Regions from separate parts of the Homo sapiens genome. Here region 1 is linked to region 2. A link is a loop called in an ENCODE intact Hi-C map of the cell type or tissue named here. Cell type or tissue: heart right ventricle. All regions are shown on one strand. Each heading gives the region's core, and the rest is flanking DNA. Links, peaks and the distances in the headings are about the cores only. Region 1 has its middle 240 kb from the start of FIGN. Region 2 has its middle 9.3 kb from the start of FIGN.

Region 1 (4,405 bases), core at 92-4,091, 250 kb before region 2:
ACTTTAGTGCAAATTCATTTAGATTCTACCCTCCCTCCATTTTGCGAGGTAAAATGAAAGAGATTTTTTTCAGCCTAACTCCCACTGCCCATTAAAGTTGTGTATATAAATAAGCCAGGTTATCTTTTTCCTTGTGAGAAATGCTGTTTTATCTAACAGTCGCTTTCCTAGGAGTTCAGTACTCCACTGCTCTAAATTAGGACACTTTATCTTAAGGCTTCATAATCTTACGAGACTATAATTGGAAAGTTTATAAAAATAAAATCCTGCTTTGTAAGCTTGGCAGCTGAGATAGAAGGAGGGAATGAGAAGGGCTACAGCAGAATTACACCATCACTGCTACCCTGACTCCGCTTGACAGAGCCGTTTAATATTTTGACAAGACAAAATATAAAGCAGCATTTTATTCTGTAGAGACTTCACTAGACACAAGCATGGAAGTGCTTGTGATCAATAAAGTTTGTGGTGGAGAGTGATTTATTTACAGCAGGGTATTATGTAGAGAAAGAGCTGTGATATTTCCACAGGCTTTGACGGCATAATGGGCCCCTCTCAATCCTTACATGGAAGGGTTAGATTGTCATGGTTGCTCAGGCAGTATTCAAAACGTTATCTGATGAGCCTTAAAGACTTCAGAACGAGACAGATGATTAGTTACCCTAAACGATCCTCATCATGCAGAAATTGATGATTTAATATAGTCAATGACAGACGATTCCATTTGTACTAGATAAAGTGTCTGCGGTTTGTATCAATCATAATAGAGTTATTATTGAGCATAAAAGAAAAGCATGTTTAATATCATTAATTCCAGATATGTCGCTTTCCACATCTGGCATTCATCCATAGACCAGAACCACTCCAGGCTATCATTCCTGCCTCTGTGCTGGCGACTCCAGTGTTTTTTGTAATTTCAAAATGTTTTTCAGCACCTCCAGCTAGGCGCAATAACAGTTTACAGATTACCTATGTCATCACATTTTGACAAACTTCTCAATCTGATGTGACCTTCATCTTCAGCCATCTGCTTGCCTTTGTTTCTGCTCTTTTTTGATAAACCTTCACAGCTTAAAGCTGTAGTAGTTTGTTCCACACGCTGTACTTCTAGGTCAACATTTCACCTGTGTAAATCCAGAAACACAGACTGCAGTGTAAAGATGGTGACCTGGGTTCAGGTCCCCAGGTACCTGACCCACCCTCACCCCCTTAGTTATATTTTTCATCATTCATGTCAAATGCATTTTGATTGTATGGAGGGGGAAGCACACGATCAGAAAAGAGAAGGCATAAGTGGGCACTGGAATGAGGAAAGGGGGAGAAAGAATAATCAGTGAAGCTGAAAAGTTGGGAAAAGCAGGGGGAAATGTAATTTCTGTATTTTTCTTATCTGCAAACAATGTAACAATGGGAGAGGCACATAAATAAGAAGGAAGCAGAGTCCCTAACTTTCTTTTAGGTAACATTATAGTTACCTAAAATAAATATTGTTTCTTCTTTATTTTGAAAACTATATGTTGAAACAACCAAAAATGTCCAAACATCAAATATTGTGTATCAAATTTTTAGAAAAGAAAAAAAACTCATTCAGAAAGAAAACGTCTCTCCTATTTAAATTACTTTTACTAACAACTGCACTCTAGGTTGCAAAACACTTCTTTTTAAAAAAAAAATAATCGATTTGGAGACAATTTTTAAATGTATTTGATATGATTTCGCTCTGTGTCCCTACCCAAATCTCACCTTGAATTCTAATAATCCCCACATGTCAAGGGTGGGATCAGGCAAAGATAATTGAATCATCGGCAGTTTCCTCCATGCTGTTCTCTTAATAGTGAGTGAGTTCTCACAAGAACTAATGGTTTTATAAGGGGTTTCCCCCTTTGCCTGGCTTTCATTCTCTCTCCTGCCACCCTGTGAAGAGATGCCTTCTGCCATGATTATAAGTTTCCTGAGGTCTCCTTGGCCATGCAGAACTGCGAGTCAATTAAACCTGTTTTCTTTATAAATTACCCAGTCTCAGGTATTTCTTCATAGCAGCATAATGGACTAATACAGTTTTTATTTAACAAATATTTATTGTGTACCTACTATGTGCTGACACTATTTAAGCACTGAGAATACATCAGTGAACAAAGCAGACAAAAATTCCTGTCCTCATAATGCTTACATTATTATACTGATTACTAATGTAAAAGAAATTGTTAGAAGTTAGACAGTTATAAACAGAACACCTAAAAAATTAAAGACAACCAGCACAAAACAAGGTTGCCCTCTCTTACCACTCCTATTCAACATAGTATTGGAAGTTCTGGCCAGGGCAATCAGCAAGAGAAAGAAATAAGGGTATTCAAATGGGAAGAGAGGAAGTCAAACCATCTGTTTGCAGATGACATGATCCTATATCTAGAAAACCCCATCATCTCAGCTTAAATGCAAATTAAGCTGATAAGCAACTTCAGCAAAGTCTCAGGATACAAAATCAATCTGCAAAAATTAGAAGCATTCCTATACACCAACAATAAACAAGCAAAGAGCCAAATCATAAATGAACTTCCATTCACAATTGCTAGAAAGAGAATAAAATACCTAGGAATACAGCTAACAAGGGAAGTGAAGGACCTCTTCAAAGAGAACTACAAACCACTGGTCAAGGAAATCAAAGAGGACACAAACAAATGGAAAAACATTCCATGCTCATAGATAGAAATAACCAACACCGTGAAAATTGCCATACTGCCCAAAGTAATTTGTAGATTCAATGCTATTACCATTAAACTACCATTGACAGTCTTCATAGAATTAGAAAACACTACTTTAGAATTCATGTAGAACCAAAAAAAGAACCTGTATAGCCAAGACAATCCTAAACAAAGCTTGAGGCATCAGGCTACCCGACTTCAAACTGTACTACAAGCCTACAGTAACCAAAACAGCATGATACTGGTATAAAAACAGACACATAGACCAATGCAACAGAATAGAGATCTCAGAAATAAGACCACACATCTACAACCATCTGATCTTTGACCCACCTGACAAAAACAAGCAATGGGAAAATGATTCCCTATTTAATAAACGATGCTGGTAAAACTGGCTAGCCATACGCAGAACATTGAAACTGGACCATTCCCTTACACCTTATACAAAATTTAACTCAAGATGGATTAAAGACTTAAATTTAAAACAGAAAAGTATAAAAACCCTAGAAGAAAATCTAGGCAATACCATTCAGGATATGGGCACAGGTAAAGGTTTCATGATGAAAATGTCAAAAGCAACTGCAACAAAAGGAAGAATTGACAAATGGGATCTAATTACATTAAATAGCTTCTGCACAGTAAAAGAAACGATCGTCAGAGTGAACAGACATTCTACAGAATGGGAGAACATTTTTGCAATCTATACAACTGACAAAGGTCTAATATCCAGAATCTACAAGGAACTTAAACAAATTTACAAAAAAAAAAAAAAAAATTTAAAAGTGGGCAAAGGACATGAAGAGACACTTCTCAAGAAGACATTTATGTGACCAAAAACATATGAAAAAAAGCTCAACATCACTGATCATTAGATAAATGCAAATTAAAATCACAGTGATTTGCCATCTCATGCCAGTCAGAATGGTGATTATTAAAAAGTCAAAAAACAACGGATGCTGGCAAGGCTGTGGAGAAGTAGGAATGCTTTCACACTATCGGTGGGAGTGTAAATTAGTTCACCATTGTGGAAGACAGTGTTGTACTTCCTCAAAGACTTAGAACCAGAAATACCATTTGACCCAGCAATCCCATTACTGCATATACACCCAAAGGAATATATATCATTCTATTATAAAAATACATGCATGCATATGTTCACTGCAGCACTATTCCCAATAGCAAAGACATGAGATCAACCCACATGCCTTTCAATCATAGGCTGGATTTTAAAAAGAAAATGTGTCACATATACACCATGGAATACTATGCAGCCATAAAAAGGAGAAAGATCATGTCCTTTGCAGGAACATGGATGGAGCTGGAAGCCATTATCCTCAGCAAACTAATGCAGGAACAGAAAACCAAACACTGCATGTTCTCACTTATAAGTGGGAGCTGAACAATTAGAACACATGGACACAGAAAAGGGAACAACAGATTGGCTGGCAAGATCTCTGAATAGGAGCAGCTCTAGTCTGCAGCTCCCATCAAGATCAACCCAGAAGGCAAGTGATCTCTGCATTTCCAACTAAGGTACCCAGCTCATCTCACTGGGACTGGCCAGAGAGTGGGTGCAGCCAAAGGGCGAGCCAAAGCAGGGTGGAGCGTCACCTCACTCAGGAAGCGCAAGGGGTCAGGGAACTCCCTCCCCTAGCCAAGGGAAGCTGTGAAGAACTGTGCCACGAGGAACAGTGCATCCCGGCCCA
Region 2 (4,405 bases), core at 101-4,100:
CTATGGAGAGTGTTCAATGTATCAGATGAGTACATTCACAAATCATTTAAGTTGAGCTTTTCAAGTGATGTGAGCCACTGATGCAAACTTGCTAATGATAATTATAGAACTGATGCTGATTTAGTCATTTCAAAAAAGCCACGGAGGCATAATTAGTGTCTGAATGGCCTCAATATTGCATTATTAGGAGGCTAGGGTGAAACTTGAAATGAGAACATCAAGGCTGATAACAGAAAAGAAAACATGAAATACATACATAATTCATTCTGAGATATTATAAAGGTTTATAACTAGAAACAATAATTTGCAGAAAGCATCTCATGTACTGGAGCCAACTGCAATCATTTGGTCAACCTGTTAAAGATCAAATAGTATATTCTTAGCTATTCTCAGTGGTGTCTTTGTAATAAAGTAGCAGCAAACAGACACTGTTTGCTTCTGGTCACTTTTAAAGAATGTTCAGTTTATCAGTAGGGACTTTAATCTCAACCTTAATAGAGTACAAAAGCAGCCTTGTACCTGTGCTTCTCTCCTTAAGGCCACAAGCCATGCGGGTTTTTTTATTATTATTATTTAAAACAAGAAAAATAAAATTCTCCTTTTGAGAACACTAAATACTGTGTTTTTTTCCAAGAAAGTAATATCCATTCACTTTCTCTTTTTTGATGCTTTTCTTCTCTCCTTCTTGCTGATACATAGATGCTCCACCACAGTTCACAGCCATCACAGGAGTGAAGACATCCACAATATATTTGAAGGATCCCCTGCCTTGGACCCCTGCCAGGTCTACCATTATCAAGTGACCTGATGTTGGTTGACTTGAGCCTTATAACTGAAAAGTTCTCCTTTTTTGTACTCTTTCCTATTAGTTGGCAACAGATAGGAATAATGACTCTCAACCTAAATTAAACAAACAAATAGATTGCAGTGTTAGGCGTCCATCCTCATTAGCATAGGTTTACAGGTAATCAGAAAAAGGCATATTTAAGTACAATCTGTCTGCTATCTAACATGCCCTGCTGAACAGAAAACCAAATACTATATGTAGTCAGTTATAAGTAGGAGCTAAACATGGGGAACTCATGGACATAAATATGGCAATAATAGATGCAGGGGACTATAAGAGGAGGAGGACGGGAAAGGGGCAAGGTTGAAAAACTAAATGTTAGGGACTATGCTCACTACCTGGGTGACAGCATCATTTGTATCCCAAACCTCAGCATCATGAAATATAACCATGTAACAAACCTGCACATGTAGCTCCTGAATCTAAAATGAAAGTTGAAATTATGAAATAAATAAATAAAAATAAGTGCCCTGCTTCGAGTGTGTTTATTATTATCATTTCCAAAAGTGACAAGGTCTGGGCTGTATCACCTCTGAGAAATCTGGCTGCACTTTCTAAATATTATCTTTTTTTTTTTTCCATGTGGAGTCATACGCACAGGTGTCATACTCACAACAATCAGATTTCCAACTATCTGGGTAAAGAGAGGTGAAGAGAGCCTCAGGTATTGAGAAAGGCAGTTATACAGGTACAGAAAAATAAATCCCTAGATCCACACAGAATTACCAAGTGGATCAACTGTGTTTTAGGAGTCCATACTATATTGTGATCTCCCAAGTATCACAGCCAATTAATTTTTAAAAACCAAGTTAATTTATTTACTACTGTTTCTCCACCTCCCCAAAACAACTGGTAAACACCAAATGTTAATTATGTCCTTTGTAAACCAAGAGGCAGTGACTTGCAGTCCCATAGTGAGACTGGTGGAAACACCAGAAGGTTGGATTTGTTTTGTTTCATTTTGTATTTTCTGGTCAGAAGATATGACAAGAAGTAACACAATTCTTTTTCATTTCCATACTCATAAATGCAGTAGCCAAATTCGTGGCTTTCATTAAGGATGCTTTTGGTTGCAAGTAAGAGAAGGAGAAACTAACAGTAGCTCAAGAACTAAGGGGTTTATTTATCTCTCAATAAAAATATAAGGGTAGGGAAGTTCCTGGGTTTCTTTTCTACTATCTTGAATATTTTGGTGATTTTTACTCCACATTATGGGTGCAACAGCTTCAAACATCACATGAGACAAGACTACATCCAATGGAAGAAGAGGAGTGTTGTCTTGCTCTATGTCTCTTTTTTTGTAAGGGAAACCATTATCCAGAAGCCATCAGGGGATTTATTCTCACCCTTGTTGGGTCACATTTTTAAACTGTGATGGCAAGGGGAGTGAGACCACCAAGACTGGCCTGATGAATACTGGGAAAGGGATCACCTATTAGTAAGCACACAAATATATTTGACGAAAGAAGGGACAGAGGTGGTGGAAGTGGTAGTGGTGGAGTTTGCAGAATGGCTGTGTAGAATCATTATTATGCATAATACCAGGAATTCCATTTTTGCCATGGTTGTTGTGAATGTTACCCTCTGGAATTGTTGCACCACACCATGAAAATGATTGTACCATTCGACTTGCATCTGAGTAACAAATAGAGCCTATCAGAATACTCATAATACTTTTTAGCCCACTGTCTAGCTCTGAGCTTTTTTAATAATCTAATTTATATCTTAATTTTGAGAACCTACTTTGCATGTTTCTGTGGCTCATAGCATAGCTATGAGCCCATCATTTCAGAAGCAATCAGGACCTTGGGATGTGGAAACTATTACTCTCAAAATTGATTAAAGTGTTTAAATGCTTCCAATTTAAGCAAATCATAGAGACTCTGGCCACATATAATAGTAAAATAAATATTTCAACATAAACTTTCAAAAAATTAAAATAATAAATCATTTGAACTGGCATATATGGTAGACACAATAATGAATGACTAAATGAATGAATGGAGTTAAGTCTACCTGAAGAAGAAACAGCTAAAGAGGAAAAAGCAAGGTATTTCCTGATACTCCAGCTAGCCATTTTTAGCTCCTTGGAGATAAGAAATAATATTTTAAAATGCAGCAGAAAGGATATGGTATAGGCAATGTTGCACCAGAAAAGAACTGAAATATTGGGCCATGTTACCAGGCTCAGTTATTGATTCTGGAAATTTTAAATAAAGACTTAACTTTACCTGTGATGATACTGAACTTAAACTTATAAAATGTCACATCACTGTATTGATAAGACAGTGATAAAAAATTATGGCAGCTTTCACTTCAAATCATTTTTATAGGGCCATTGCCAATGTTTACCTTCTAGAAGGAAAGGACGAAGAGGAGGAGGTACGGGAGGAGAGTCATATAAATCATGAATAATTTAAAATGTATGTATAGAAACATGGCTTCAACTTTAATAAACATCTACCTATAAATATTGTTTTAAAAATAGAAATCATTCTTTTAATTACCATAACTATACTGCTTAAAGCTACACAGTTGCACAGCATGCTCATGTCAGCCCTTGTTTAATGAAGGCTATTTGTACCTCTTCTGACAGAGCAATAACTTTCTTTCCTTATTCTCCCTTCCATCTATCACAGAAGCATCCTTGATGTTTGCCATAGTTAAACATGCATTATATCTACTCTTGTCATTATAATATTGTCTATATTGTTGGCTATGTGTCACAATGAATAGAGTATCTGAGGACAAAAAAATATAAACACCAACTTTAGCTCTCCAGCAGCTGTTAGTAGTCAAAACAGAAACCTAGATAGTTCAAGGTCCTCTCAGTTTTTTTTTTTTTTAGTTCTCAGTCTTCTTTGGAGACACATTCAGTTAATTTTGGAATCTCCTCTTACCATTCTTTTCTTTTGATGGGTACTCTAGATCCTGTTTTTGACAAGAAGGCTTGTGGTTCACAGCCATATTCTGTCTTCACTGAGGTGTAACTCACTTGGCTCAGGCATGGCGCTTGAACTTCTGTCTCAGATACATGTGCAGTAGGTATCCATGGTCCTACCATGTGGGTCTTCAGCTTGTATGATCCAAAATGCATCCAGTCAGCGTGTCCCGTGGATACGAATGCATGTTTATCCTAGTCCAATGAAATTCTTTCAGCCTTTCTGCATCCCTCTTAGGAGCTTCATAATCTTTTGGATATTTTTCCACACCATGCTCGGTGTCTGACCTCAGAGAATCTGTCATCAGATCTAATCCTGAAGGCATCTTACTAACTCATTGTTTCTATTCCCAAGTGGCATTATAATTAACACAGGCTTCTTTAAAAAGAGAGGATGGGGAAGAGGGCAACCCATACTTATGGCTAAGCCTTATTCTTCCCCTCTCCTTTGTGTCCAAGTCTCTCCTTCCACCACTGTCTCCTATTTGTTTTCATAACTCCAATCTGAATGAGATTTTTTTCTTTTCTTTAAAAAAACCATAAACTTAAGGGGTACAGTTGCAGTTATGTTACATGGATATATTACATAGTTGTAAAGTCTGGGCTTTAGGTGTAAC

The links. Hi-C counts contacts between places; a loop is a spot of excess contacts. Peaks named below come from ENCODE experiments on the same cell type or tissue, not always from the same donor. Only the 100,000 strongest peaks of a DNase experiment are listed, where the experiment ranks them.
Region 1: it touches region 2 in a loop (2.4-fold over the local background); 3 of 110 quality-filtered maps call a loop at or near these places.

What each region holds. Positions count from the first base shown.
Region 1 is chr2:163,493,248-163,497,652 of GRCh38, forward strand. No RefSeq gene overlaps it. Among named protein-coding and RNA genes, the nearest start is that of FIGN, 240 kb to the right of the region's middle. In heart right ventricle, for the core only: no CTCF peak of the experiment used is centred there; no DNase peak of the experiment used is centred there; H3K27ac peaks cover 557 bases.
Region 2 is chr2:163,743,067-163,747,471 of GRCh38, forward strand. No RefSeq gene overlaps it. Among named protein-coding and RNA genes, the nearest start is that of FIGN, 9.3 kb to the left of the region's middle. In heart right ventricle, for the core only: no CTCF peak of the experiment used is centred there; no DNase peak of the experiment used is centred there.